Linked DNA regions of Homo sapiens: region 2 is linked to region 1. Evidence: chromatin loops called from intact Hi-C (ENCODE). Cell type or tissue: CD14-positive monocyte. All regions are shown on one strand. Each heading gives the region's core, and the rest is flanking DNA. Links, peaks and the distances in the headings are about the cores only.

The links. Hi-C counts contacts between places; a loop is a spot of excess contacts. Peaks named below come from ENCODE experiments on the same cell type or tissue, not always from the same donor. Only the 100,000 strongest peaks of a DNase experiment are listed, where the experiment ranks them.
Region 2: it touches region 1 in a loop (3-fold over the local background); 9 of 110 quality-filtered maps call a loop at or near these places.

Annotation. Positions count from the first base shown.
Region 1 is chr9:87,705,806-87,721,198 of GRCh38, reverse strand. It overlaps DAPK1 (death associated protein kinase 1), which reads right to left. Exons shown (of 26, transcript NM_004938.4): 26 at 12,565-15,067. The coding sequence ends at 13,835. Among named protein-coding and RNA genes, the nearest start is that of CTSL, 13 kb to the left of the region's middle. RefSeq lists an enhancer at 6,613-7,812. In CD14-positive monocyte, for the core only: no CTCF peak of the experiment used is centred there; DNase peaks (open chromatin) are centred at 6,218, 7,548 and 9,138; H3K4me3 peaks cover 470 bases; H3K27ac peaks cover 1,979 bases.
Region 2 is chr9:87,784,019-87,799,411 of GRCh38, reverse strand. It overlaps the pseudogene CTSL3P. Among named protein-coding and RNA genes, the nearest start is that of CTSL, 66 kb to the right of the region's middle. RefSeq lists enhancers at 5,704-5,998, 5,924-7,123 and a cis regulatory region at 6,166-6,675. In CD14-positive monocyte, for the core only: a CTCF peak has its summit at 6,398; DNase peaks (open chromatin) are centred at 2,881, 5,891 and 6,461; H3K4me3 peaks cover 2,401 bases; H3K27ac peaks cover 5,217 bases.

The DNA.
Region 1 (15,393 bases), core at 3,838-11,837:
AGGAGGGAAAAGAAGGAAGGAAGGAAGGAAAGAAACAGTAAAAGAAAAAAAAGGAAAGAAGGAAGGAAGAAGACTACAAAAGTCTCAACATGAAGTGTTTCTGCAAGTAAACAAGGAATTCCTGCTTTTGTACCAAGGACTCCATAGTTGTCTGGACTCCTTAGGGGCCACAAGGCCACTGGCCGTGATGTTTCAGTGAACTGTGAAACAAAGCACTGACCCGCTGCTGTTCCACCATGATGCCTCCAATCTCTGGGCCTCGAGGGAAGATAGTATTCGTTCATTCTGAAAATACTTATTTAGGATGTACCACTTGTCTGGTGAGTGGTGAGCATGATGGCTGACAGGCAGACACAGGCAATAATCAAGTACACAAGTAAAGAGTAATTAAGTCCGCTTATTTTGGAATTAAATAATTTGGAGTTCAAGTCATAGTTCAGTTTTTGACAACCATGTCACTTTGGGTGAGACACTTAAATGTATAGAGCCTGCACTTCCTCACTTGTAAAGGGGAATTAAAAATGTGGGTATTGAGAAGATTGAAGCAGATAGGTTAGGTAGTGCTTAGAAGGCAGTTCCAAGCACACAGCTACTATTCTTCTTACAAATGTTTTGGAAGGTTAGAGTGCCCCTGAATCATTGAAACACTCTTATGAGAGCCATACCTTAACACATATTACTGAAGATGTTAGATAGAATTGTCGAAAAACACAGAAAAGTAATGAAGAATGTGACAAGCCCTTGAGACCTGGGGAAGGCCAGTCAACTGAAGTCTTAGGACAGAGCAGAGAGAGATGGATTAGGGATATAGGGCCATAAGCATGATCTGGAGCTATGCCAACCCACTATCTCTGGTGAGCTCTTTTCCATGGTTTGATGTAGGGTGAAGGAGCTCCTGGGCCCTTGGAGTTTCTCAGCCAAAACAGCTCCCATCATCATTGCTTTCTCCCCTGTTGTTTTTTGGTTGTTGAGCCCAAAAGTGTGTGATGCCTCGAAAGAGGTTAAAGGTGGGCATCACCTCTCCCTAAAATGCAAGCTTAACCGGCAGTGGCCCATCTGGAAGGCTTGTGTTTTTCTCCTTCTTCTCTTGCATATTCTCAGAAACATAATAAGCACATCAAAAAATGACTTTTCTTGATTTCTAGCCAGAAAAATCAGGACTTCCTTGACTTTTAGTGGACTGACCATTGTGTTGTCCTGGAAAGCCAGATGTGGAGCAGACAGGAATGAACATTTGCCTTCAAACTTCAGTGTCCTGGCCTGTTCGTAATTTGATGAAAAAGGCATTGATTTATTTAAAAAATGTAGAATATGTGAATGTTTAATTACCAGATAGAGCAAGTAACCCACCATCTCTCTGGCTTATAAACAATAATGGCCCACATCCCCTCCACCTTGTTCCTAGAGCACTAAGCCTGTCATTGAGGTGGCTTGGTTTGGAAATTTCCCTTTGAAATTTCTAATGAATAACTTGCTGGTGGCCGTTTTCAAGGATTCTCAGAGGACCTTAGCCTTTTATCCTTCCAGCAGTTTCATCTGTTATTTTTCAATAATTTTTTAGGTGAAAAACAAATAAAACAAGTGATCATTATGAAAAACATAGATAATACAGATAAGCAAGACAAATGGGGGGAAAATACCCAAAGACTCACCTAAAATCCCACTGTCCTTGTTGGCCTCCTGAAACCAGTGGTCAACTGGGAACACACTGCTGACTTACGTGCCAAGCACCACATTCGCCTTGTTGTGTATTATGGCATTTGATTATCAGAATAACCCTCATCCCCATTTTACAGATGAGTACAGTGAGGTTAGAGAGGTTACGGAGCTTGCCCAAGGGCACAGGGCTAGTCAGTGAGGAAGCCAGGATTTGGTCTCAGGAGGTGGAACTCCAACAAATGGGGATGCAGTGCTGCAGGGGTGTATGGGACCCTGGTACTGAGGGCTGACAGTCATTAGGAGAATTGCAGGAGGACCACAGGGGACAGTTTACGCTAAACCTGACCTTCTCCACAGTTCACAGGAGCAGCAACCAAGACATCACACCCTCCCAAGAGTCCCAGCCGAGAGGTCATTTCCCAGCATACAGTTCCCAACTCTCACCTCCTGCTTCCATTCAAAACTTCCTCAAAAGCACTTCCTGTTTTCTGTGACTCTCCATTGAGTTTTGGAGAAATCTTATCTTGTCCCTGGGGTTCTGACGCAGGTCACAGAGCAGGTGGAGGGTGGGATGGAGGGGAGAATACTCACAGTCTGACCTCAGTCTCATGCCTGCAGACCTGTGGTGTATATAACACAAGGGGGGTGATACTTTATTGTGCAAATATGATTTTTTTTCCTTTTTTGTGTTCCCTTTTCAAGGACATCACCCCTATACAGACAGGGATATTGTTTTCTCACAGATAATCAGAATTTTAACAATAGGAATGTAAAGAGAAAAAAGAATCAGTGTTCAGAATTAGACTTTCCCGATAGATTTCTGAGTTCACAATGATCCAAAAGCCAAGGCTGAAGAGAGAGGAAAAGATTTTCTCAATTCCTGGAGCCAGTCTGAAAACCTCTCTTATGAACCTAGAGGTCAGTGTCATCAAGGAATTAATTGTCCATAGCTTGGTGGAGTTGGAGAAAGAGGAGAGAAGAGTCACCTCCCAAACTTGGGGAGCAACAGGGGTTTTCTGCAAGAGGCTGAGGGCTGTAGCCTCCTTGCACTCATACCTGGGATGGCTGAGCTTAGAGCATGTGGGCTCTGGAATATTCCCACACTCAGGCTTGCATGGAGGGTGAGAAGGCAGGTCAGACAGGTTGGGATGACCAAAGGCAGCAAACGCAGACTGCTCAGAAGACCCCGAGACACTTGCACAACCATGGGAGGAGGGGTGGCTCCCTGGACAATGAAAGAGACTAGATTTAGGGGAGTGCGATCCAAGCCAAATTTATTTCAAGAAGATTAAAGGAATATGATAGTTCTGGAAAGCATACTGGAGTAATGAAGCCCAATAGCCGGGGTACTGCATGGGTGAAACAGAAAGGGGCTAATTAGTTCCCAGAAAATGGGAGGAAATGGTCAAGTGTTGATGAAGCCTGAAGTTTACAACCTCTCCTTAGGCCTATACTATAATTCCCATGGCCACATTCTCATGTTCAGTTTTATTCAGGCACTAACAAGGACAAAGGTTGACAAACATAGAAAAGGAATGCTAGAATCTCTTTAATGGTGTGGACATTCTCTTCATCAGCCTCATGAACTCAGATTTGGGATGATGCTTCCTGGCTGGTGCTGTTCTTCCCCACACCTTGTCTTCCTCCTAGCTGACTTCTCTGCATCACTTGCATGGCGGAGTGTTCAGGGAACTTGAGGGATCTACACACTCTATGTACAGACCTCATCCAGGCTGTGCCAAATAGTATTTTAGAATGGTCAAGGTTTAGTGCCCAGGATCACCCATCCAGAGGCTTTGCAAGGGTTGGACAGACATGGCCCTGAGAGAGCCCATGGCTTGATGAGCTGAGTGCAGGCTGAAGTTCAGGCCCCACAGGCCCTCCCTCTAGCAACTCTGAGCAATCTACATAGTCTGCATGAGCAGACAGATAATCTGCTGCTGCATACAGGACAAACAGAGCTCACCCCTGCTCACTAAGGCTCACCTCCTAGGATGCCTCCTAGGCAGGCAGAAGTTAAGGCTGGCTTGCCACACTCACATTCTAGGACCAGGGACCTGCACCTGCCCTTGCTACGCTGACCAGTCTCCCAGGCTGTCACCACTGCCCTTGGAAGAGCTCACACTGCTGATATTCCAATCTCCTTTCTTGCTCTTGCCAAGAGGTGGCAAGAGGGTCTCCTTATTCACCTGCCCACTGAAAACCAAAATTTTTTTTTTATTATAGTAAAATAGACGTAACATAAACTTGACCATTTTCACTATTTTTGAGAGCGGCATGAAGTTCATCGCATTGTTGTGCCACCATCACCGCCATCCATCTCCAGAACTTTCTCTTCATCCCAAACTGAAACTCCTAACCCATTCAACAGTAAATCCTCATATCCTTTTCTCCTAGCCCCTTAATTTAAAATGGATAAGGATAGTATTTTTGAAATAATAATGTTTATTTCCTGTTGACTTTCTTATTGACAATCTGCCCTTGATACAGGCAGAGGTATCCATTGTCTTGGGAATAGTTAAGATTGTGAAAGGGGAAATGGAATGAAAAAGAGCCAAATGTTTGGGGTTTAGCTTCTATTAATAAAACAAAATTTTTGAGACCCTGGCTTTCAGCAAAAAGCCAGTCTTTATAAACAGAGGCAAATGTCCTTCCAAATTCCAACAGGCTCCTGGGAAGCTGGGTGGGCACTCAGGATGGCCTCGCTCCAGGTCACCTTGCCTTGCGCCACTGTCTTTAGGAGTGAAAACAATCCATAAGCAGCATCATAGCTGTGCCAACAAATAGTGGGGCGGGTATCGTGGAGGAGGATTCAAGGCGTCTTTATAGCCTGGAAGACAGAACAAGGGATGAGAAATACAGGTGGTAAGTGTCAGCTCACGTAGGAATTAAAATCTGCTTTTCCAATCCTCCATCTCTGGGACCATTTGAGCGGAGACCGACTGACCCTCATATTTCATGGCGGGTGATGCTCTGGCTGAACTTCGAGACATCCCATTTCCTCCTGACTGTTGGATCCTATGCCCCTATGTTAAGAGCAACCAGAAATACTGTGCTTCCTAAAGTGTGGCCCTCCCGCAGGGACCTTGGGTAAGTTTCAGTGTTCAGGGGATGGAATAAACATTGTCATGAAATATGTCATGAGACGGGGCCTGAGGGCTTTTCCTGAACTTCTATGCATAGCAAAGAGCAAAGGCTCCTGAGCAAACAAAACACAGCAATAAACCTTTAGAGTCATGTTGCCCATGGTGAACTTTTCACAATTCCAGGGAAATGGAGAAAAATGAAGAGCACTGGGTAATTTTTTTCCCCTAAGATTAAGTTATTCCATTGAAAGGAATGTTAATTATTCTAGGACTGTAACCTTCCCACTTTCTCTCTCTCTTTTGTTTCCTTCCTTCCTTGCCTTCCTTGCTGCTTTTTTTTTTTTTTTTTTTTTTTTTTTTTGCTCTGTCTTGCTCTGTTGCCCAGGCTGGAGTGCAGTGGCACAATCTCGGCTCACTCCAGCCTCTGCCTCCCGGGTTCAAGTGATTCTCGTGCCTCAGCCTCCCCGGTAGCTGGGATTACAGGAGCGTGCCACCATGCCTGGCTAATATTTGTATTTTTAGTAGAGACAAGGTTTCGCCATGTTGGCCAGGCTGGTCTTGAACTCCTGGCCTCAAGTGATCTACCCGCCTCGACCTCCCAAAGTAATGGGATTACAGGCGTGAGCCACCGTGCCCCGCCCTTCCTTGCTGCTTTAATTTTTTTCATTTGGAATTTTTTTCTCTATTTATTAATTTCTTTCTTTCCTTCTCTTTCTTTTGGGGCACTATGATTGGTGACAGCATTGGATAGTTATTGTAGTTTCTGTGTTCTTTGCAAAACAAAGTGTCAGAGTGTCAGTCCTCCATGTTCTTTATAAAAGTTTGCTATTTCATAACATTCCCAAAGTGTGGGAACCACTGGCAATAGCAAGGCGTCTCAAGGTTTAAGAGTCAGTTAAAAAAAAAAAAAAAAAAAAAAAAAGGCGGCCAGGCACGGTGGCTCATGCCTGTAATCCCAGCACTTTGGGAGGCCAAAGTGGGCGGATCATGAGGTCAAGAGATCGAGACCATCCTGGCCAACATGGTAAAACCCCGTCTCTACTAAAAATACAAAAATTAGCCAGGTGTGGTGGTGCGTGCCTGTAGTCCCTGCTACTCAGGAGCCTGAGGCAGGAGAATCACTTGAACCTGGGAGGCAGAGGTTGCAGTAAGCCGAGATCGCACCACTGCACACCAGCCTGGCGACAGAGTGACAGAGCAAGACTCCATTTCACAAAAAAAAAAAAAAAAAAGCTACTCTTTATTGAAAATAGCTTTAAGGGGCAGAGAGAAGTTATAAGATTCCTTTTTATTTCTCATTTTCAAATAAAAAATGAAAATAGTAATTCCAAAATGACAAGAGAGAATCTATTCAAGCGTTTAGTGTACTTTTGCCTGGCTTATGGAGGGATAAGATAAAAATGTCACTGGGTGAAAACAATGAGATAAATTCACAGCTGGGAACATTGCACAATATCACCAGTGTTGCATGTTTGCTCAGTAGCTGGCTGTTCTCCATGTCAGCAGGATGTATGTGGCTTGTTTTGACTCCAGGTCCTCCAGGAGTATGTGTCCAACCACCAAGGTGGGCAGCAGAGTTTGGAGGCCAAATCCTTTGGTACCTGGAGCGGGATAGCAATGGAACCACACAGAGAATGGCCCAGAGCACTGGGAAGGGTGCCTTCTCAGCAAAAGGCACCTGCACAGAAATTCAGCCCATAAAGCCAGGCAGAGAAGGACATGAATGACAATTGGATAATGAGTGTTGGCATTAAAAAGCATTTAAAATAAGTCACTAGACAATTAAACTTGCAATGTCAGAAAATCTTACAGCTTATGTATAATCAAATGAAACTAAACTTGATAGAGTGTTCACCAGATTTGACAGTAATCTTTAAAATTTATGACATTGCCTGTAATGGGTTTTGAAGCTCAAAGTTTTCTAAACTGGTAATAAATGTAATTATTGAGTAATTAATCTCTTGTGATGGTGGAAAGAATGAATTTTTTCCGTTCTTGCTAAAAGAGTAAGATTATAAAAGCTGTTATATGTAGCAAAAAATTTGGTAAAAATTATTATAAAGTGTGTTAGCCATTGATTAATAAAATAATGTTTTTCTGGAAGAAAAGAAAACCAGATAGAGTGCAACATAAATGCAAAGTTTTGCTCAGCAATTAATGTTTTCTCTTTTTGGATTTTAATTGTTATGTGCCGACAGCCCAAAAAGCCACATATATCATGTCCAGTCCGAAATACAGAAAAAAATGTGCATAAAGATGTTTAGCCCAGCTTTGTTTTCAACAGGGAATAACGCCTGAGTGTTTCACAGTAGGGAATTGGGATATGACAATATTATTATAGCATTTTGCAGCCGTTAAAAGGAATGTTTCTGAAAAGCTTCTAATAACATTGTAAAAAAGCTGTGTCATAATCTTCCGTTTAAAAAAAGCAGGGTATAAAATTGAACACTTCATATGATTTCAGCTACATTAAAACATGTCTAGAAAATACAACCAAAGGGAATAAAAACTTTCATTGCCTCAAATTACCCCAAAGGGAAAGGGCAGCCCATGGCCAGGAAGGGCCAGCCTCAGAAGGACTGAAGTTGCTGACTTGTGCCTACGGCGGCAGCAGCTGCTGGTTTCTCCTTCCATGTTAATCTGGGTCACAGAATCTCGTGATTTACAGAAGCAGCTCTGGCTCATTCTTGGGTGACTGGCCTGCCTTCTTGGAAGACAGGATGATGCTCATCAACGCTGGCTGTGACGCAACCTGAGGACTCTGCAAACCTCCCGTGGGGTCACACACTGGGGCAGAAGCCCCAGCATCTGAGTGTCCGCTTTGAGGATGGAGCGAGTGGGATGGGTGAGGCAGAGAGGAAGAAACTTCTCCGGATGTCCTGGTTAGTCACCCTGATTGTGGGAAATGCACACTCATGGCTGAATCAGCAAGAATCAAGTCTCTTGGTCAGAAAAAAAAGCCATTATGGCCTAAGAATCTCTCATGACACACACACACACGACACACCACACACACACCACACCCCCCCCACACACACACCACACACACACCACACACCAAACACACACACCACACACCAAACACATACACACCACAAACACCACACACCAAAAACACACACACCGCACATACACACATCACACACACCACACACACCAGATACACACATGCACACACCACACACACCAAACACAACACACACCACACATATACACATACATATGCCACACATATGCGCACACCCCACACACACACCACACACGCACACACCACACACAACCATACCACATGCACACCACACACGCACACACCCTACACACCTCACACACACACCACACACACATCACATAAACACACACCACACACACCCCCACACACACCACATGCACACACACCACACACACAAAGCACACACACATGCACACACATCACACACACACATATATGCACATACCAAAGACACAGACTTACCCCCATATATACATGTGTATACACATGCGCAATACACATATACACATGTGCATATGCACACTAACTCTGCTACACATATGCACATGACACACGCACATACATTAATATACATGTACACAAATGCACACATTTATGCACAAAATACAGATGCATACACCTGCATATCCGTGTACTCTCATGACACACACATGCACACACACATACAGACTGCAGTGTAATATACTTAGTAGAATAGGATGAGGGGCCCTCAGTTGGGGTCAGATGGCCTGATGCTTAGTCTGAATTGTTAATAATTGAACTGTGTAATTTTGCCTGAATCTTTTCATCTCTGCTTCCAGCTGCCAGAGTGCGGTTGACTCAAACCATCTGGAAGTTCTCTTTAGTTGTAAAATTCTGTGATTTCAATGGAAAAGATGGTATCATTCATCCAGAGCTCACCTGAGCTCCTTCTCTCTACCCTGAGGAGAATCCTGGGGGCTGGAGTCACAGCATAGGGTGCTTGGGAGGCCGTCCTCACCCAGCACCAGCCCCAAGAGTGTTGCCACCAGGGATAGCCCAGCGTCCCCGAGGACCTCTGCTGTGGGCATTCCTGTGGCTTCTTCCCCCTCACACCCACACACTTCTTCCCTCCTTTCTGATAAAGAATCAAGAATTTGCCGTGGGAGCAAATAGGCAGGAACCAGCAAGCTTCTGAGGCCCAGCGCTTCCAGGAAGAGATCAGCAGCTGTCTGTCCTGAAGGTATTTCCAGGGTTCCTTTCTGCTCAGCGGAGGTGGAAGGGAGCTCACTGCTCCTTAACTCTCCCTGTCAGAGGTGCCCCTGGTCCACCCTCTCTGGCCATGGCATTCATTTAGGGCAGACAAGCGGTTCCTGTCCTGAGTCAACATCTGGAAGCCACCAGGCCCTGGGCTGGGAGGATTTGGAGCCTGTCATCAGCATGTGACTTTTGGTTGTGATGCTACAGTCTGACCTCACCCTCAGGTTGCCACCCAAAGCCCAGCTATGCTCCAGATCGCTGAAGATTGCCCTTGAGAGCAAATTCCTCAGGCAGCTGTGGAGCTGAGCCCTGAGGACTCAGTGAGCCAGGGCTGGGCCCTCACCCTCACACTATTCCTCATAAACAGTTCAGTTTAAGTTCTCAGGAATGCATAGTCCTGCAAAGACTGTGGCGCTGGGTCTCAAATACGAATTCAAACTAAAAACAAAACCCTCTGCCAATCAAAAGAGGAAAGAAGCCAAACAGAACTCTCACTTCTTCCCCCTCTGAGGACCACTTTAAAGTTTTTTTTTTTTTGAAATAACAAATATTAAATTCTTTAAAAAGCAATCAATCCCTTTTCCTGTTCCCCTTTTCTGGGGGGCTCCGCTTGGCTGAGCTGCTCTAAATACAGTAGGTAGTCTTGTACATTACTCTGCCAGCTTTATTGTTACCTGGACATTTTTAGGTTTCAGCTTTATCTTTTTAGTTTTTTTTTTTTTTTTAAAGAAAACTGTGGTAATATAGAGAAACACAAAATTTACTACTTTACCCAACTTGAACTGCACAGATCAGTGGCATTCAATACATTCATATTGTTGTGCCATCATCACCATGCCCTCCAGAAACTTTCTTCATCTTGCAAAACTGAAATCATCTTTTAATTCATTCATTCGTTTATTTTGAGATGGAGTCTCGCTCAGTCGCCCAGGCTGGAGTGCAATGGAGCAATCTCATTTCACTGCAACCTCTGCCTCCCGGGTTCAAGCAATTCTCCTGCCTCAGTCTCCTGAGTAGCTGGGATTACAGGCGCCCCCTCACCACGCCCAGCTAATTTTTTTGTATTTTTAGTAGAGACAAGGTTTCACCATGTTGGCCAGGCTGGTCTCGAACTCCTGACCTCAAGTGATCTGCCTATCTTGGCTTCCCAAAGTGCTAGGATTACAGGTGTGACCCGCCACGCCCGCCTCCATCTTTTTATTCTTTTTTTTTTTAGACGTAATTTTTGCGCTTGTTGCCCAGGCTGGAGTGCAGTGGTGCGATCTCAGCTCACTGCAACCTCTGCCTCCTGGGTTCAAGTGATTCTCCTGCCTCAGCCTCCTAAGTAGCTGGAATTTCAGGCACACACCACCATGCCTGGCTAATTTTTTTGTATTTTTAGCACAGACAGGGTTTCACCATTTTGCCCAGGCTGGTCTTGAACTCCTGACCTCAGGTGATCTGCCCACCTCCGCCTCCCAAAGTGCTGGGATTACAGGCATGAACCACTGCACCTGGCCCATCTTTTTACTCTTAATGAAAGCTTCCACTTCTAAGCTCAGATCTGCGCACTTCCCTCTTGGTTTTACAGCCCGGCTATTATCTAGCCATTGTTTATGCAAGAACAGCCACGCTGGGCCCCTCACTTTGGAGTGACTTTTCTGTGGTCACTCTATCAGGGCTTAGTAAGACCAGTGTGGACTCTGAACAGCGACAGGGCCAAATATAGTTTTATGATTTTTGTGAATCCTGTAGTTGTCACCCTAACAGCTTTTCTACAAAATAGACCAGCAAAATTTCCACCAAGTTCTGATTCCTTTTAGAAGGTGTAGGGGTTGAGATTTTGGAACCCATTGCAACTCCCACAAATGCCTTCAAGCCCACACCGTACTGGCTTTGGGTCCCTGGGATACTTTTGTCCACACTGGAGACCTCAGGCACCCCAAGGTGGCCCAAGTTTGGACGTGGTACCCAGAGGCTGTTACACTATAGTAAAGAGGTGACGAGGAACATGGCAACTGAGTGCATTTCACAGCAACTCTAAGAGACAGGGTCCCATGATTGGCTTTTCTTTCTGACTCCTAGAATTTGCACCTTTTGATTCTCACTATGGACACAGGAGGTAAGCTATGGTCTTGTTTCCTCCCACCTGCAGGGGAGAGAGCCAGCTGCATACAGTGGGCAGTGGCCAGTTTCAGCCTGACCAGAGCTCCTGGTACAGAAGCTCCTGGTACAGACTCCAAACTGCCCCCTGAAGAGTGCCCCAGGGCATTTCCCAAGATGGGGCAGTGAGTTGAGTGATCCTTAAGCTCTTGACCTTTGGGTTGCAATGATTCCTGACTGTGGTCCCAACATTTCAGGAGCCCGGGGACCCCACAATCATATGAACAGGTGCCTGTCCTAGGACTTGCATAAAACAAAAGCACTGGCTGGGTATTGTGGCTCATGCCTGTAATCCTCTCACTTCAGGAGGCAGAGGTGGGAGGATGACTTGAGGCCAGAAGTTTGAGACCAGCCTGGGCAACATAGTGAGATCATCTCCTTAAAAAAAAAAAAAAAAAATTAGCCAGGCACGGTGGTGTGCCCTTGCAGGCCTAGCTACTCAGGAGGTTGAGTTGGAAGGACTGCTGGAGCTCTGGACTTTGAAGCAACAGTGAGCTATGATCATGCCACCGCACCACAGCCTGGGTCACAGAAGCCAAGCCCTCTCTCTCAAAAAAAGTATTAAGACTTTTGCAGTAACTCAAATGTGTCTCCCCAGCATCCTCCCTCACCTTTCTTCTACTAACAGAACCCTAGTCTTGGGGAGAACTGCTTCTCCCCCAACAGCTCATTGGGTGATGAGGCCAATCCTAGTAACTCTGTCTTTTCCAAATTTGCACAGGGATAGCTATGTGACACAAGCTAATCGAATCAGAGTCCCACTCTGGGATTTTACATATAGATGCTGCAAGAGACAAACCCCTTCTCTCTGGTTTTTAGCTTACCTGCCGCTATAGGAAGCAGTCTTTTGAAGCAGGAGAGAGTGAAGCCAACACTCAGGAAGGAGCTGAGACAAGAAAAGGAGTTTCCGCTCCTTAAGGCGACCACAGTTTCCCTTTCAGTCTCATCCTTTGTAGACACACCTATGTCTAGTTTTAATTTTATTCATCAGGACTTCTTTTCTCATTATGAAAGTTAATCATGTTTATTGTGGACAACTTGCTTGAAACATAAATGAACTATAAATGTAAGAAAGGCACGAAGGTCTTTTTGCTGTAGGTTTTCTCTTCCTCCTGGTGCCATCCCCATCATTTTTGTGTAGAAGTCGCAAAGCTTCCTCTGTTCCCTGTTGCCAAAACTAAAAGAGTCAGTTTGGTTTTTTGGTTCACCCGAGAAAAATCTAAGGGGCCTGTTTTATTTACAATGGGAAGAAATGTGAAAATTATCTGAACTCTTTTCACTTTCCCACACCATTCCTAATTTGAGTAATAATCGGCATCTCAATAACCCTGAGAGTTGAGGTGTAATGATTTTCTAGGTTTTGGACTGGGTTGTCCTGCTATGTGGGGTGACAACAGTAAAACCACAACAAGTAAAAAGAAATCCTTTTGAATTAAAGATCAAAAAAACTAATGCAACGAGCAACAGTTTATTTATAAAAAAAGAAAAAAACAAACAACTTTTTAACGACATTTTATAGATTAAGTAAAAATACCAGTATTAATATATATGTATATACATAGTGCATATATATATATACATATGATATAACATTAACATTACATGCTTCTCAGGACAGAAGAATTAGGACATGTTCCCTCCTATCAATTTAAAACTCGATCACAATTTAAAATCATGGAAGAAAACTTGCTTCCTTTATTTTCTGCTTTTAGACTTCAAGTACAGGAAGTTATGAAACCAGGATCTAAATGTGGAAACCATCTGCTATGCACCAATTATAAGGGACTGCCACAAATGATGAGTCAGGGGTCTTCTGAATTCTTACATAGGTCTCTGTAACCCTACAACTGTGTCAACCTTCTACCTGAGATGAGAGGGAATGATGAAGCATGACAGTGTGTAGGTTTCATGTGGACGTTCACATTGACATTGGAACAAAAGCAAACGGAAAAATGTCTTCCTAGAGCAACAACACTGATCATAAAATCACCCTGGAGGAGGATTCCCTTCTCCCCTTTCCTTGCCAAACAAAACAGAAAAACTGTCAGAAAACAATACAAAACAAAACTCAGGGTGAAGCACCTCTGGCGATGATCAGCATACAGCAAGGGACAGAGAGGTAGCGTTTCCTTGGTGACAGCTCCTGGCTGACTCCGATGATTTCAAACACACCCTCTTCTGCAAAAGGCACTCACATATTGTCTGTTTATAAATCATACAGTGGGATTCCATACATGGGAGTTTCTCCTACAAATATAAAAGAGATAAGCTGAGGAAATGGTATAACAAAGAAAAGCGTATAAGAAATACACATTTTGGATAAATATGCACTTTTCTTTTTTAAAGGACAATCAATATAGTAGTTAAAAAAAATGTCATTGAAAAGTTAGGAATTCCAGCAAAATTATCAGTAAGAAGCAAGGTACTGGAGGATGAGAGATGGAGTCCAAAACACTGAGAGGAGGTACACTAGCTTTTCAAGCGGCCAAAGTAAAAGATCTGTTCTGCTCTTAAACTGCAATGACCATCCACAGACAACGGAATGAGACGGGGAGGGAGGTAGCGGCAGAGAAACAGGTCAAGCCGGAGGGAGGAGTGGCATCCCCCTGGCTGTGGGTGCAGGAAGAAACACCCTCAGCATCTCCAAAGGGAAGGATGGGCTACATCACCCCCTTGCTTCTGCAGTCCAAACAGACCCTGCCCAAGCCAGAGGCTGCCCTCACCGGGATACAACAGAGCTAATGGAATTGTAAGAGGTGCCGCTGTTGCAGCTCGAGGCATAGGCCTCCTGGCCATTGCCATCCAGGTTGATTTTGAACACAGAGGATGCCTTCAGCAAAAAGTCTGCGGCATCCCGGCGACCCAGCTCCCTCAGTTTGGACATGAGGGTGCCCACTGTGCTCTCAGGGTAGGTGGTCCATTCCCGCAGCAGGGCGTGGAGGGGGCTGGGGAGGAAATCCTTGGGAGCCCCGTTACTGGTGTTGTACTTTGCCACGAGGTCAGGGAGGCCTAAGTTCATGGCGAGAAGGCACCAGTCCTTCCCCAGGGGGTCGGGCGGGTCCAGCAGGCGACTCAGTTTCCTCCGAGTGAGGAGGTTCAGGTCTGATGCATGGATGTCCATGCCGAGGCTGGCCTGTGAGTAGACGTCGTGACACCCGAAGCACATGATGCTGCTGAAGCTTTCCTTGTACCCCCCCATGGTGTTGGTCAGTGAGGTTTCCTTCAGAGTCTGTGCCCGGAAGAAGTCCCGTGGCTGGTAGATCATGACGGGCTCATGGTGCTCCCGCAGCTGCTGGGGGCTCAGGTAATGCTTCACGGTCAGGAGCCCTGGCAGCGTGGTGGCCATGACGTTCTCAATGGTGCTGCACACCGAGTCCAGCAGCAGGCAGCACTTGATCTTCTCCGTCTCCAGGCCGCGGACCTGGACCTCAATGCCCTGGCCGTGGTTGACCAGCAGCACCAGCAGCTCGGCCCCACGGTTGGCCAGCTTGCAGCCATTCACCCACAGGCGGATGTCCGCGTCGCCCTCTGTGCTTTGCTGGTGGATCCACCGGCACAGGTTCACCTGGACCTTGTGAAAGATGCCACATGGGAAGGGGGTGAGGTGTTCCACGGGCACGATGCGCACGCCACCATACACCATCACCTCGTCCTCCTCATCAGCCCAGGAGCGGTGCAGGTTGTCTGTCTTGATCAGGGCTGGGACGTCCACCATGGTCCCGCTGCTCAGGTCCCGGGCGCAGATGTCCATGGCATCGAGGATCTGCAGCAGCTCCTCCACGTCGCTGTCGGGCACCAGGCGCTGGATGTCCTCCACGGTGTAGCGGCCCCGGTAGTGGTGCAGCGCCCGTGGGGTCTCCACGGACAGCAACTTCCCCAGGACGTTTGTGCAGAGCCAGCGGGGGTCCAGGAGCAGCACGTCCTGAACTGTTTCACTTTGCATGATGTTGATCTGCGGGGGGACAACAGAAAGTCACGCTTAGGGACAGAGCCCTGGCCAGGTGCACCAGCCACTTAGAGCACTAAAGGGCCTGATGCCGGCAACAGAGGCTGAGCAGATGCTCTAAGGAGTGACCCAAGGCCATTCCACGTGGATGCGTCTCAAAAACCAAACACCGAGTGGAGAAAAGCAGCTTGAAAATGTCAGAATAGAGATTCTGAAAAACAACTCCCCTGAAGTCTTCAAAAAGGCCAGCGAAATGAAAGAAGAAAAAAAAATGGGAGATGGCAACCAAATGCAATGAGTGATTTTAGACTGGATTCTGAATCCCAAAATAA
Region 2 (15,393 bases), core at 2,659-10,658, 79 kb before region 1:
GAGGCAGTGTGGAAATGGGCCAACTACTGATAATATTTCCAGACATGTGACAATCACGTACAGCCTCAAGTGACGCTCTGAACTGCAGTTCTCGGCTCACCTTAGAAGCTGTCATTTTGTCTTGTGTGTTGCTTTTGTTTCCAGTGCCTGATAGTTTTGGAGTGCAGTGCCCGCTGCCCTGGGTGACTGGGTCCCTCTTCGCTCCCCCTGGGCACCTGGTACTAACCTGCTATTACTGGCAGCCTTCAGGATGGCTGCTTTCCATGCGGTGTGGAGTTACCAGCTCCAAACAGGCCTCCTGGGTGCAAAAACCATTGAGAAAAGGCAGTAAGGTGTTCTCATGGAGACAATGTTTGGGGGACCTAAGGCAGAGAATGTGTGCGCAGACACAGAGGGTAATCATAATTCAAGGAACACATTCAACCCCCCAGCAAGTGATTCCTGGAAGAAATGACCCAAAATAGGAGGCTTTGCTCCAGTTGTGTGACATTCAACACTGGGGTGCGGTTTAAAAACCCAGCCATAGAGCAAAAATGCAAAACCAGTTATCTTGTAGAATGTTCCTACTTGTGGATTTATCTGTCTTTTCCCAGTGACATTTTAAGTTACCCTTCCATAAAACTAACAGAACAGTTGAAAGCAACAACTATCCAATGCTGTCACCAATTATAGTACCCTGAAAGGAGAGAAAGAGGGAAGGGAAGGGGAAAGGAGGGGAGGGGAGGGGAGGGGAGGGGAGGGGAAGGGAACTAACAAAACTAGGAAAGTTATAGTGGTAGAACAGTGGTAATTTCCTTCAATGGAATAATTTAATGTTAGGAAAAATAACCACCCAGTGTTCCTCTGTTTCCTCCATTTCCCTGGACTAGTGATAAGTTCACCATGGGCCACATGACTCTAAAGGTTTATTGCTGTGTTTTGTTTGCTCAAGAGCCTTTGCTCTTTGCTATGCATAGAAGTGCAGGGAAAGCCCTCAGGCCCCATCTCATGACATATTTCATGACCATGTTTATTCCATCCCTTGAACACTGAAACTTACCCAAGGCCCCTGCGGGAGGGCCACACTTTAGGAAACACAGTCATTCTGGTTGCTCTTAAAATAAGGGCACAGGATCTAAGAGTCAAGAGGAAATGGGAGGTTTCTCAGTTCATCCAGAGCATCACCCACCATGAAACACAGGGGCCAGGCAGTCTGCTCAAACAGTCCCAGGGATGGAGAATTGGAAAAGCAGATTTTAATTCCTACGTGAGCTGACACTTGCTACCTGTATTTCTCGTCCCTTGTTCTGTCTTCCAGGTTATAAAGAAGCCTTGAATCCTCCTCCACGATACTCGCTCCACTATTTGTTAGCCCAGCTATGATGCTGCTCACAGATTGTTTTCACTCCTAAAGACAGTGGCGCAAGGCAAGGTGACCTGGAGCCAGGCCATCCTGAGTGTCCACCCAGCTTCCCAGGAGCCTGTTGGAATTTGGAAGGACATTTCACCTGTCTGTATAGAGCCTTGTTTTTTGTTGAAAGCCAGGGGCTCAAAACTTGTGTTTTGGAATTTAAACTCTGAACGTTTGACTCTTTTACTTTCCATTTATCCTTTAATAATCCTAACAGTTCCCAAGATGAAGGCTACTTCTGGCTGAATCAAGGACAGGTTACCAATAAGAAAGTCAACAAGAAATGAACATTATTATTATCTTCATTCCTGTTACAATTAAGGGGCTAGGGAGAGGAGAGTGGGGAGTTAGTGCTGAATGGGTTAAGAGTTTCAGTTTTGGTTGAAGAGAAAGTTCTGGAGATGGAAGGTGGTGATGGTGGCACAGCAATGGGAATGAGCTTCATGCCACTGAATTGTACTCTCAAAAATGGTTAAAATGGTCAACTTTATGTTATGTCTATTTTACCACAATAAAAATATTAAGTTGGTTCCCAATAGGCAGGTGAGTAAGAAAAACTTGCCACCCCTTGGAGAGAGTACAAGAGGCTGGTGCGGTGGCTTATGCCTGTAATCCCAGCACTTTGGGAGGCCAGGGAGGGCAGATCACCTGAAGTTGGGAGTTCAAGACCAACCTGACCAACATGGAGAAACCCCATCTCTACTAAAATTTCAAAATTACCTGGGCGTGGTGGCGTGTGCCTGTAATCCCAGCTACTCGAGAGGCTGAGGCGGGAGAATCACTCGAACCCAGGAGGTGGAGGTTGCAGTGACCCAAGACCATGCCATTGCACTCCAGCCTGGGCAACAAGAGCGAAACTCCGTCTCAAAACAACAGCAACAACAACAACAACAACAACAAACAGAGTACAAGAACAAGTTGGGCCCACCAATAGTGTGAGCTTTCCCAAGAACAGTGGTGATAGCCTGGGAGACTGGTGAGCATAACAAGGGTGCATCCAGGTACCTGGTTCTAGCGTGTGAATGTGGCAAGCCAGCCTTGACTTCTGCCTTCCCAGAGTGTTCTAGAAGGTGAGCTCTGAGAAAGCAGGGGTGAGCTCTGGGTCTTGCATGCTGCAGCCAATTATCTGTCAGTCCTTGCAAACTTTGTAGGCTGCAGAGTGGTGCCTGGAGGGAGATCCTGCAGGGCCCAAATTTTAGCCGGCACTCAACTCTTCAAGCTGTGGGCCCTCAGGGCTGTGTCTGTCCACCCTATGCAAAGCCTCTGGATGGGTGATCCTGGGCACTAAGTCTTGATTATTCTAGGAATGCTGTCTGTCTCAGCCTTGATGGGATTTGTACCTAGATTATGCAGATCCCTCTGAGTTCATTGAACACTCCACCATGCAAATTGTAAGGCATCAGCCAAGAACAGCTACCTCTGTAACAGCAATGTAGAGAACTCATGGGGGAGGAGGATGGGGTGTGGGAAAGAAGGTCACCAGCCAGGAAGCATTACCCCATGGCTGAGTGCACGTGACCGATGAGTGAAAATGCCCTAACCCATCAAAGAGACTCTGACACTTTCTTTTCTATGTTTGTTAACCTTTATCCTTGCTAGTGCCTGAATAGAACTGGACATTAAAGTATGGCCATGGGAATTACAGCACAAGCCTAAGGAGAAATTGTAAACTTAAATTCTCCAGGCCTCATCAATCATCTGTCATTTCCTTTCATTTCCTGGTATTTCATTAGAAAGGAACTAATTAGCTCCTTTCTGTTTCACCCATGCTGCCCTTGAGCTCAGTTACTCCACCACAACTTCCCAGAACTACCACATTCCTTTATCTTTTTAAAACAAATTTGGATTAAATGCCACCCAAAAAAATCTAGTCTTTTTTATTCTTCAGGGAGCCACTCCTCCTCCCCATGGTTGTGAGGCGTCCTGGGGTCTTCTGAGCAGTCTGTCTTTTGCTGCCTTTGGTCACTTCAAGATGTCTGACCTGCCTCCCCACCCTCCATGCCAAGCCTGGCTGTGGAAATAATCCAGATCCTATGTGCTCTAAGCCCAGCCACCAAGGCATGAGTGCAAGCAGGCTACAGCCCTCGGCCTCCTGCAGAAACTCCTGCCCCTCTCGCAGTCTTGGGGACAACTATTCTCCTCTCTTCCTCCAACCGCACTAGGCCAGGAACAATTAATTTCTTGATAACATTGACCTCTCAGCTTATAGGGGAGGTTTTCAAATTGGCTCCTGCGTTTGGAGAATGTTTTACCGTCTTCAGAGCTTGACTTTCAGGACCATTGTGGACACAGAAGTCTATTTGGGAAGAATAGACTATTTGACCTATGGCTGAATATTGATTTTTTTATTTGCATGTCTGTTGTTAAAATCCTTGTCTTAAGTCAGAATTTTAAAAATCAGTTGATTTTTAAAATCCTTTGATCTCTTTCAGTGCATCATACATATCTGGGGGCACAAAAAGCAGAAACAACAGGGGAGAAAGCAATGAGGATGGGAGCTGGTTTGGCTAGGAAATCCCAAGGGCACAGGAACTTCTTAACCCTACATCGAACCACAGAAGAGAGCTCAGCAGAGGCAGCCTGTTGACATGGCTTCAGGTCATGTTTACAGCCTCGTGTCCCTATCTGTCCGTCTCTGTTCTAAGACCTCCCAGGTCTCAAGAGCTTATCACACGCCCTGTTACTTTCCTGTGTTTTCTGACAATTCTGCCTAAAATCTTCAGTGGTATGTCTTAAGGCAAGACCCAACAGTGGTGTTTCCATGAGATAGGGGCACTATTAGATTCCAAAACACCTTTAAGAAGAATAATAGTAGCTCTATTCTGGAGTTTTTTTTTGGTAACCACACTTATCTCTTTAATCTTCAAAATACCCACAGAGGTAGGCAGTTTAATTCCCCTTTTACAAGTGAGGAAATGTTGGCTCCATAAGTTTTAGAGACTTGCTCAAAGTTACATGCCTGTGAAGAATCTGAACCATAATTTATTCTCAGAACTATTTAATTCCAAAATCAGCAGTCTTAATTACTCTTTATTTGTTCATTTGATTATTGTCTGTCTCTGCCTGTCAACCATGGTGCTTATAACTTGCCTGACATCACATACATCCTAAATAAATATTTGTAGAATAAATGAATACTATCTCCCCTGAAAACCTAAGGACTGGAAGCATAATGGTGGCACTGCAAGCCACTGTTTTGTTTCGTAGTCCATTGAATTATCAGAGCCAGTGTCCTTGTGGCCCCTAAGGAGTCCAGACAAATCTGTGGCTCTCTGGTACAGGAGTGGAAATTCCTAGTTGCCCTGCAGAAACAATTCATGTTGAGACTTTTTAAGGACTTTATTCTTTTTCTGTTGTTTTTGTAAATATCTTGCACACTATATCAACCAGCTCAACTTATTACAAAGCTGAAAAATGTAAGTAAAGTATAAATCATAAGCAAACCCTTGTTCAGATAGAAGGAAAATTAAGTCTAGCCTCAAAAGATGTTTTCTTTCCCGTAATATCCATGTATTTAATACATATGGCCAGCATTGTTTCTTCTATCAGCAAACCACAGTCACATCTATAGGTGTCTGACTTTCATTGACTTCAAATGATTTCTGACTTTGTGGCACCCTCAGCATCTTGTCTCATCCCTCCTCTTCTCCTCTTAGATTCAGTCCCTTCTCTTGAGTTGGGAGGTTGTCTGGACAGTGTCTTTGCCATCTGCACTGCTCCTCTCCCCAGCCACCCACGTGCATTTGCCCTGCTGTCCTTCAGTGCATTTCCCCCAGGATGCTCTGGCCACACTGACCAGGTGTCTCCGTCTCTACCACTTCTCTTTCCCTGAATGCTGTCCTGTGTTTTCTGGAGCCTGTGAACTTCTTGTGAATGATAAATACCAAGAGCTTCTCAAAATGAGACCCCATGTTCTAAACAGAACCTGCAGTCAGGATTCCAGGGAAGGTCAGCGGGCTCCCACCCCCAGAAGCACTTTGCTGTGTAAAGCATTATGTATGGAACAGAGAGATCACCTGGGGCCTTGGAAAGACATTGAGGAAGGGGGCTACCGGGTTACCAAGTCTGAATTTCTGAAGATAGTTATACTAGGGATGAATTCAATGTAATTCATGAATTATTCATGACTCTCTAGACAGGTTAATGAATGTTTCTTTTAGCCCCTCAGGACTGGATCTCTGAATTGGTGGGGAGCTTCGTGAGAGAGGTCAGGGGGAGTTGGGAGGATACTGATGGAAGTGGGGAGGCCTGCGGTCACCCTGAACTTGCTTGTCTAAAAGTGATGAGAAGGCCTCACCCAAATGCAGGAGCCATGACCCTGACCCATCACTGCCCCACGTTATAGGAGACAGGACTTGACCATCCTCCACAGGTCAGAGCTATTGTCAATCAAGGTGACAGTGCAAGATGCGTTCCCACTCCTGACTCCACCCAATTGCTGTAAATAGAGCCCCTGAGTGCTGTTAGCTTATTTCGAAACGGGGAGACAGTTCAGCAAATGTTTCATCACACTTAACATTTGCTGAAAATACTAACACATTCCCCACTCAAAGATGAGTCACCGTAAGTAACTCAAGGGCACTAGTCCTGCTCTCCACATAAGGGAATATTGGTCCTGAGTAAATGGGACCATATTTAAAGGTAACAAAAGGGATAACATGGGAGATGATGGTGGGATTCGTATCCCAATGACTGCTTTGAGTATATTCTGGCTGGCCAGTGGGTTTCAGTTCCCTTATCTAGACAAAGAAATGCTCCTCATGACTGGCAAAAGCAGGAAAAGTTTTTATCATCAGCTCTATACCAAGGCTGCCGAGCCACTAGAGTGGTCTCTAGAAGACAATGTCATCAGCAATCACTGTTAGCAAGGAGCTTGCTTCTGTAGTGCTGTGTTGTTGCTAATAGTTTTTGTTACAGCAACTGCAATGTAGAAGACTTGATTCAGGGAAGGCAGAAACCGAAACTCGTGCCTTTGAGAAGGTTATGAGCAATGAAGACCGTTAACACCCACCCTCTGCAGGAGGAAGCTGGAAATGGCAAGAGGCACCGCCCATGGCTAGAGCCCCAGCACATGGGTCATGACTCATACTGTGCAGGTCAACTATGGGCCCTGCTTCCTCAGGCCTTGGTTGTGGATCACGCCCTTGATTCTTCCCTTTTAGATGCAGCCCAGTTGCTATGATGCTCCTTGAGTCAATGAGCTCTTTGGCTTGAGCAAGGAAATGGTCTGGCTTCACTTCCAAGAAGCTGACAAGCACCCAAAGGTCTTTTTTCTTTTCTTTTCTTTTCTTTTTTTTTTTTTTTGAGACAGAGTCTCACTCTGTTGCCCAGCCTGGAGTGCAATGGTGTGATCTTGGCTCACTGCAACCTCTGCCTCCTGGGTTCAAGCAATTCTCCTGCCTCAGCCTCCCGAGCAGCTGGTATTACAGGTGCCCACCACCGTACCAGCTAATTTTTGTATTTTTAGTAGAGATGGGGTTTCACCAGGTTGGCCAAGCTGGTCTCGAACTCCTGACCTCAGGTGATCCACCTACCTCAGCCTTCCAAAGTGCTGAGATTACAGGCGTGAGCCACTGTGCCCGGCCCGAAAGGCTTCTTTAGGCAGGTGACAGGACACGGGCGTATCCTGCAAGTGCTCCTAGCAAGCTCTGGGTTTTTGAGCCAGAGGCTTGGGGTTTTCCAGCTCTCAACCTAACATCCCCAAATGTTTGTGGTCCAATTCCTCCATGAAAAACAGGGTAAACACGCCACCCCTGCCAGTGGAGAATGGGTTCCTAAGAGCTGGGAGGCCCGAGTCAGATCTTGAGGCTCTTCACCAAGCAGATGCTGTTGAGCAAAGCAGCAACTTTCTCTCTCTCTCTCTCTCTCTGTCTTTATGTTTGGGAAGGAAGAGCCATCTCAATAGTTTTTCTCACAATTTCCTTTAAGGAAATTGTCTAGGACTCAGTGAAGCCTCAGACCTGTAGAAGATATGAACTGTTCCAAAGAACATATCTGGATTCTGCAATCTGAAAAGCTAGGACCAAGGCAAATGTAGGTACCAGTCGTCAGGAAGTGAGTACTGAGCATGTTAGGAAGAAATTTTTCAGAGGAGGGAAGCAAATAGTGAAGGAGACTCACCCCACTGTTATTCAGAATCATTTCAACTGCCCTCAACTTGTATCCTGTCAGATGGAGGAGGGTAGCCAACCTTACTCTTGAGGCTGAATCAGCCTTCTCTTTGGGCCTTAAAAATAACACTCATAAGAGAATGTTGTTTGTCCTCCCAGCCCTGCAGAGATTTGCATCCATGAGGGAAGCATGGCTCAGTTATAGGCAGACATCAGCACCGTGTGGTTCCCTGCTCTTCATCCACCTCAAGGGAGCATCAGGCACCACACATCTTTACATCTTTGTCTATTTGCTGAGACCCTGTGAGTGTAGCATCAGCAGGTTTTATAAGCCAACCAGTTTCTTCTCATTCCTCTTCACAGAATAAGAAAACTGGAGCTTAGAGAGGTCAAGAAGTTGTGCCCTGATTCTCACACTGGAAGGAAGCCCTGAGAACCTGCACCCATCCCCACCTGGCCTCCCTCACCTACTTGGGAATAAGCCCAGGAAACACAGGCTGATTCTGGGATGATGTTGGAGAGGCCCTACATCCTGCAGGCACTCCCTACTCCACGGTACCCAGTGAGTCAAAGGCTTCTAGAAAGACATTTAGTCACTCAAAGCTGCTGCAGATCCCAGTGTCCAGGGAGGAACTTTCACTCTGGAAAACAGGAGCTCATTTCCCTTTGAGGAAATCATTTCTTTAGGATATCATTTCCAGCCACCACCCAGGATCCTGAGCAGGTGCTGCAGCTCCCAAAGCACCACTGGCGTGAGAAGGTCAAACCTTACAAATACCATGTTATTGTTCCTGTGGAGGACTGCTTCTGCCAGAGAGAGTCCTATCAATACCTCCAATGAGGTGTGACCTTTTTACAAAATGACCTCAACATTCTTTACTGAATGATGACTGTGTGGCCTCTCTTATCTGTTTTTTAAATTCCTCCTGTCTATCTTAAATTTCACATCTTTTGACCAATACCTTCTTAACGACCCACTCACAAGTCCCATGCAAACACCATCCTACTCTCTACTTCTATGAGTTCAGCTTTTTTAGATTTCACATATAAGGTCGATCATGCACTATTTGTCTCTCTGTGCCTGACATGTTTCACTTAACACAATCTCCTCCAGGTCCATCCATTTCACGCAAATGACAGGATTTTCTTCTTTTTTAAGTCTTAATAGTATTCCATGGTGTATATACGTCACCTTTTCTTCATCCGTTCATCTGTTCATGAACACTAAAGTTGACTCTGTATCCTGGCTATTGTGAAGAGGGCTGCAGTGAACCTGGGAGTGAAGATAGCTCTTCCATGTACTGGTTTTCATTCCTTTGAAGATAGAACCCGTTCTGGGACCTCTGCATTATTCAGTAGTTCTATTTTTTGAGGAATCTCCACACTATTTTTCCATTATATGTGTAGTAATTTGCATTCCCTATATCCCTATTATTATAGGTCAAACACAAAATACAATGGGTTATATTTTAGGTCCTATTGAAACAGTCTCAAGACATGTATACCTAATTTGATAAGTTTGGGAGCATAATTCAATAATATAAGGAACTGTATCTTCGCTTTTAACATATATGCTTACCCACCACAATAACATTATAATTAATTTCACCAATTTGGTAACCTGGCTCATGGGAAGAAAGAAATAAGTGAGATTACCTGTGCATCAAATCCTTGAATAAATATTTTCTTAAATAACCAACACCTCTGGAAAGATTCTATCTTTGACCCCATAATAAAGGGGTATAAGATTAGCCCTACTGGCTGGGCACGGTGGCTCACGACTGTAATCCCAGCACTTTGGGAGGCCAAGGCAGGTGGATCACGAGGTCAGGAGATCGAGACCATCCTGGGCAACATGGTGAAACCCATCTCTACTAAAAATACAAAAATTAGCTGGGTGTGGTGGTGGGTGCCTGTAGTCCCAGCTACTTGGGAGGCTGAGGCAGGAGAATCACTTGAACCTGCGAGGCGGAGGTTGCAGTGAGCAGAGATCGCACCACTGCACTCCAGCCTGGGGGACAGAGCGAGACTCCGTCTCAAAAAAAATAGGTTAGCCCTACTACATGCAAATGTTTACATATCTCATTTAATCTTCACAACGATCCTGTGAGGAAAGTAGAATTGTTATGCCCATTTCCTGAGTAATGAAACAGGCTAAGGGGAGGTGTGCAACCTGCCCAAGACCCCAAAGCTGGAAACCATGGAATGGCTGGTCTCTCCCAGTGCTGCCTCTGCCACATCCTCCCCGGCCCTGTCCCTGTGCTCTGGGTGCCTGCAATGATTAAGGGCAGATGTGAAGAGGGAGCACAGGAGGGCTTTGACAGAGGTGTTTCAGGAAGAGGAGGCAAGACCCGCTGCCTAGAGGTGGGGAATGATGTTTCTAAGTAAAGCAAAATCAATACACAGAGGGCAAATTCATTATCCACTGATATGCCGTTCTCAGCTTGAATAACTATTTTTGTTTCAACTTTTGAAACATTGCTTAGCTTCCCAACTGCTTGATGTGGCCCCATCATCTTTGTGAAAGTGGAGTAGCCTCTCCCTATACAGTTGCAACTCTTTCCCACCTAAGGTCCAACACTTCTCATTTATTTTAATTTTAAAGAAATATAGAGCATTGTAAAAAAAAATTTTCCAAACAATAAAAAAGTAACAAATATGAAGGAAAAAATAAAATGTCAACCAGCAAATAATGTTTTACTTTTTGTGGAAAAGAAAAAGAGAGAATACGAAGGCATATATGTGTTTGTTCTCAGGTGCATAAATAAATTCTAGAAGGACACCAGGAAGCTAACAATAGATCCCAGCAATTTGGGAGGCCAAGGCGGGCGGAGCATCTGAGGTCAGAAGTTTGAGACCAACCTGGCCAACATGGTGAAACCCTGTCTGTACTAAAAATACAAAAAATTAGCCAGGCGTGGTGGCAGGCACCTATAATCCCAGCTACTCAAGAGGCCGAGGCAGGAGAATCACTTGAGCCCTGAAGGCGGAGGTTGCAGTGAGCCGAGATCACTCCATTGCACTCCAACCTGGGCAGCAAGAGCAAGACTCCATCTCACACACACACACACAAATAATAAAAAGAAACTAACAATACATGTTGTACGGGTGGGCTGGGGACTGAAGTGCATAAAAAGTTTTTACTGTCCACCTTCTTGTATTTTGGAGATAGGGATTTAAATTATGTGACTTTATTTTCTATTATAAAAAATTTTTGCCAAAATAAAAAAACTGATTCACAAAATAAAACATAAAGTAAAAATCAGTGTTTCCAACACTGTTCCCATTCCTTCCCATTGCAAAGATAATGGTTACTATTTTAATACATATGCCTCTAGGCTTTCTCTGTATATAAACCTATGTTCACCTATTAAAATACATAGACATAGTTATTTTATTCTATTTTGACTTTTAATGGGATCATACTATGTACATTGTTCTGGAATTTGCTTTTTGCTCTCAGTGGCATATGAAGGATACATTTCCATGTTTATACCGATGGAATCATAATTAAATTTTCCCTATTGATAAACACCTGGATTTATTTAAAAATCTGTGAATATGTGACATTTAATATTTATACTTCTATGACTATTTTTATGAGATGAAAATGGATTTGCTGGGGCTGGGAATGTTTCCCTTAAAAATAATGAACAATTCCAAGTCCAAAGACAAGAATATCACATCCCTTTATAACAGTAAACAAGAGGACTCATTCCTGCACACTCTCACAAACTCTAAATATCAGCAACTTCTACACTTTTGAAAAAGTCAATGATTTGAGATAGAAAGAGATCTTGATTTGCCTTGCATCTCATGGGCCCTAAGAGGGCTCAGCTTCTGCTCCTGGTGTGCCTCTCTTGATGCTCACATCTGAGAACAAAGAGGGGCCATAGCTGGACTCCATGGAGGGGGCGTGGCTTCCCCTCCTCAGTCCTTGACTCAGAAGATTTCATCACATCACAGGAGGAGCCATGAGACATCAGTGTCATCTAGGACAGAGGTGGAAAATGGAAATGCTGGGGCGGAGGGGCCTGCAAGAAAGTGCCCATGAATGCTGACGGGAGTCTGGAGAGGCAGTGAGTGTACCCTTGCTAACTGAAAGGTACACTCCTTACCGAAAAAAAAAAATCACATTCCAAAAAGTGGTCACAACGGTACACCTATCCATGGAGCAGAGTTGGCCACCAGCTACACGCCGATCTGAAACAGTAGAGTCTGGTTGTCCAGAGAAATATATGTAAATGTCAGATTTTGGCTTCTATAGAAAAAAAATCCCTTATGTACAAAATTCTAATTTTTAACTAATTTTTTTCTTGTTTCTTGTTATGTTAATTTTAAACTTTCAAAATGAATCTTAATTTTTAGAAAGCTCATAAAGTGCTTATTTTCTCCTCACCTAGACTGAAAATGGAAGGTAATAAAAGAGTAATGATGAGTTTTCCAGGAAGCAAATATTAGGAATTTGCTTATCTTTATTTTAGTATTTATCTATGTGCATATAGATACATTTGGAGTAAAATGAAACTTAAACCTAGTATTACATTGAATGACTTGAAATGGCTATTTCGAAGGTCAAAAGTAGTCAAATGTCAGCAATGTCTTATTAATCAAGGAAAAGCTAACCTGCATTCTTGTTAACTCCACAGCCAATTTATGTTAAAATGTCCAGACCTTTCCGCAGGAGGTGGGAACAATACCATTGAAGAGCTAAGACTCTTGTGAATGAGTTTGGTTGTTTTATGATCTGATTCAGGCTCTGGCTCCATCTCTCTGTTGCTTTGATTACCAACTGGGTGGGAGTTGTGGTAGCAGTTTTGGTAGCAGCCTCAACCAAGGCAAGCAGCTGTGTCTCTTACATGAAGTGTCTGCCTACAGGGGCAATGTTTTCCAAAAGTTTCTTCCTCTTCAGAGAAGCCTTTTTGGCTCTGATTGTAAATAGTGACTAGGCACTGACAGTCAAAACGTTCTGTGTTGCTCTGAGGTGTGAAACATCACCTGTTTGGTGAAGTAACATCCCATAACTGCTACACCTGGGCCTCTCCAGCCAGATGATTCCTCATGTCATGGGGCCATTTGTCTTCATCGTGATCCTCATCCCCACCACTTAGCATCTGCAGAGCCTCCTCGATAAGATGACACTGCACTTGATGCTTCCCAGAATACTAGGAAGATGAAGAGTACAATTGATCCAGTCATCTGTTGGATGTGTACATTTGAGTATGAAACAGAGCTCAAACATACCTGTAAATCTGAGCCTATCCAGCCCACACGTGGTTGAATAAACTCATTGCACCTCACCAAAGAGTTTCACAATGGCTATTTCTGTTGCAACAGAGGATGAAGCACATGCTCTTTCCAATCAAAAGATGTTGAGAAAGGCTCCAGGTCTCCTTGGGGATCCCAGAATCAGACTGAAGATTTGGAAGGGCCTCTGTTGACCACTGAGTCAACCTCCCCAGAACACTTTTATAGAGCCCTTGACCAGTGAATAACCATCAAGTCTCCAAAGATTTGGGGAATTTTCAGACTCCAGGGAAAATTCCATGGATTAAGAGGTGGGATTTTTGAAGACTTTCATAAAGAAATTCTCAAATCAAAACACACTTGAAATTATCATGAGAAGACTAATATACAATTTTGTTCCAGTTGGTCGTCCTTAATAAAAGTGATTTCAGGTGGGCATTGGGTTGAACCAAGACCATTATCTTCCATTGTTGCCATTTGATTTCAAATTGTACCTTGCTGCTTTATATCCTCTTTAGTTCTATCTTGTACCAGATAGAGGCAGAATAGAAAGAAAATGGGTTTTAACAAAACCTATTCGTGCCAACTTGAATAGTAAACACCTATCTGAGGAAAATCTCAAACTTCCTCTAAGATTTCAATAGGATTCTCCAGTTCATAGGCAGGTTATGTGTCTCCAGTGTGTGGCCAATTGTTGTTTAGGAAACAAGATGTCTTTTCCACTGGAAACCCTGTTGGGAAAAGAAAGAGAGATCAGACTGTTACTGTGTCTATGTAGAAAGAAGTAGATATAAGAAACTCCATTTTGTTCTGTGCTAAGAGAAATTCTTCTGCCTTGAGATGCTGTTTAATCTGTAACCCTAGCCCCAACCTTGTGATTGCAGAGACATGTGCTGTGTTGACTTAAGGTTTAATGGATTTAGGGCTCTGCAGGATGTGCTTTGTTAAAAATGTGTTTGAAGGCAGTATGCTTGGGAAAAGTCATTGCCATTCTCTAATTTTGAGTACCCAGGGACACAATACACTGCAGAAGACCACAGGGACCTCTGCCCAGGAAAGCCAGGTGTTGTCCAAGGTTTCTCCCCATGTGATAGCCTGAGATATGGCCTCGTGGGAAGGGAAAGACCTGACCATCCCCCAGCCCGACACCTGTAAAGGGTCTGTGCTGAGGAGGATTAGTGAAAGAGGAAGGCCTCTTTGCAGTTGAGATAAGAGGAAGGCATCTGTGTCCTGCCCGTCCCTGGGGATAGAATGTCTCGGTGTAAAACCCGATCGTACATTCTATTTACTAAGATAGGAGAAAACCGCCTTATGGCTGGAGGGGAGACATGCTGGCGGCAATACTGCTCCTTAATGCACCGAGATGTCTGTGTAAAGTCAAACATAAACCTGGCCTATGTGCACATCAAGGCACAGCACCTTTCCTTAGACTTATTTGTAACACAGAGATCTTTGCTCACATGTTTTCCTGCTGACCCTCTCCCCACCATTACCCTATAGTCCTGCCACATCCCCCTCTCCGAGATGGTAGAGATAGTGATCAATAAATACTGAGGGAACTCAGAGACCAGTGCTGGCGTGGGTCCTCCACATGCTGAGCGCCAGTCCGTTGGGCCCACTTTTCTTTCTCTATACTTTGTTTCTGTGTCTTATTTCTTTTCTCAGTCTCTCATCCCAACTGACGAGAAACACCCACAAGTGTGGAGGGGCTGGCCCCCATCAAACCCTGCACCAAATTCTGCATTTTCTCAGTCTTTGTCTTATAATCCATCCTTCCCAGCACGCTGAAACATGAGACACACTATATAATCAATGAACAATGCATAGGTGGCATAAAATGCCTTGCAGATATACAGTTCTTTAATTTCTGACATATCCGCATGTAGTAGATAATGAATATATTATTATTTATATTTTTCTATGGGAAGATCAGAAGCACAGACTGTTCAAATTACTTGACCAAGGGCACACAAGTAACTTTCCTTTTGTGTTTCAATTATACAATTGCTTCGTGATTCTTTCTTCACGTGGTTGTTGTGAGGAGTGAATGGAATCAAATCAAGTCTGTGTGGAAAGTGCATGGGATGTGGCTTCTTAATGCAGGTTGACTATTGCTAGCATCTATTATTTGTGGTAATGATCACAATGATGATTAACATTGTTAAGAAATAATATCTTGAATTAATGATAATAATAAAGTTGAAATTAGAACTCTCCCTGCGAAGGACATGGAAATTACAGCAGCAAATTCCATCACATTTTGCCTATAAAATGAGTTAATCAGTAAGTTGTGAAGAAATGCACATGCTAATTCACTACAGGTAGGAGCACACAATGAAATCACATTTTTTCAGCAAGTAGATGTATTTCAAAAAATTAGTTTTATAGTACTATTTGCACATCTCTATAAAGATACACATGCAAAGATATAAAGTACAGTATTATTTGTAAATGAAACATAAAAAAGTTGAAATACTCATCAAGAAGAGAAAAGGAGATTGTTAAATGAATTATGATAGGGTCAACAATGGAAAACTCTAAATGTATTGACAAAGAAAGATGTCCATGGTATAGTATTAGATCTAAAATAGAAGAGTTTTGCGGTAGCTCACTCCTGTAATCCTAGCACTTTGGGAGGCCAAGGCG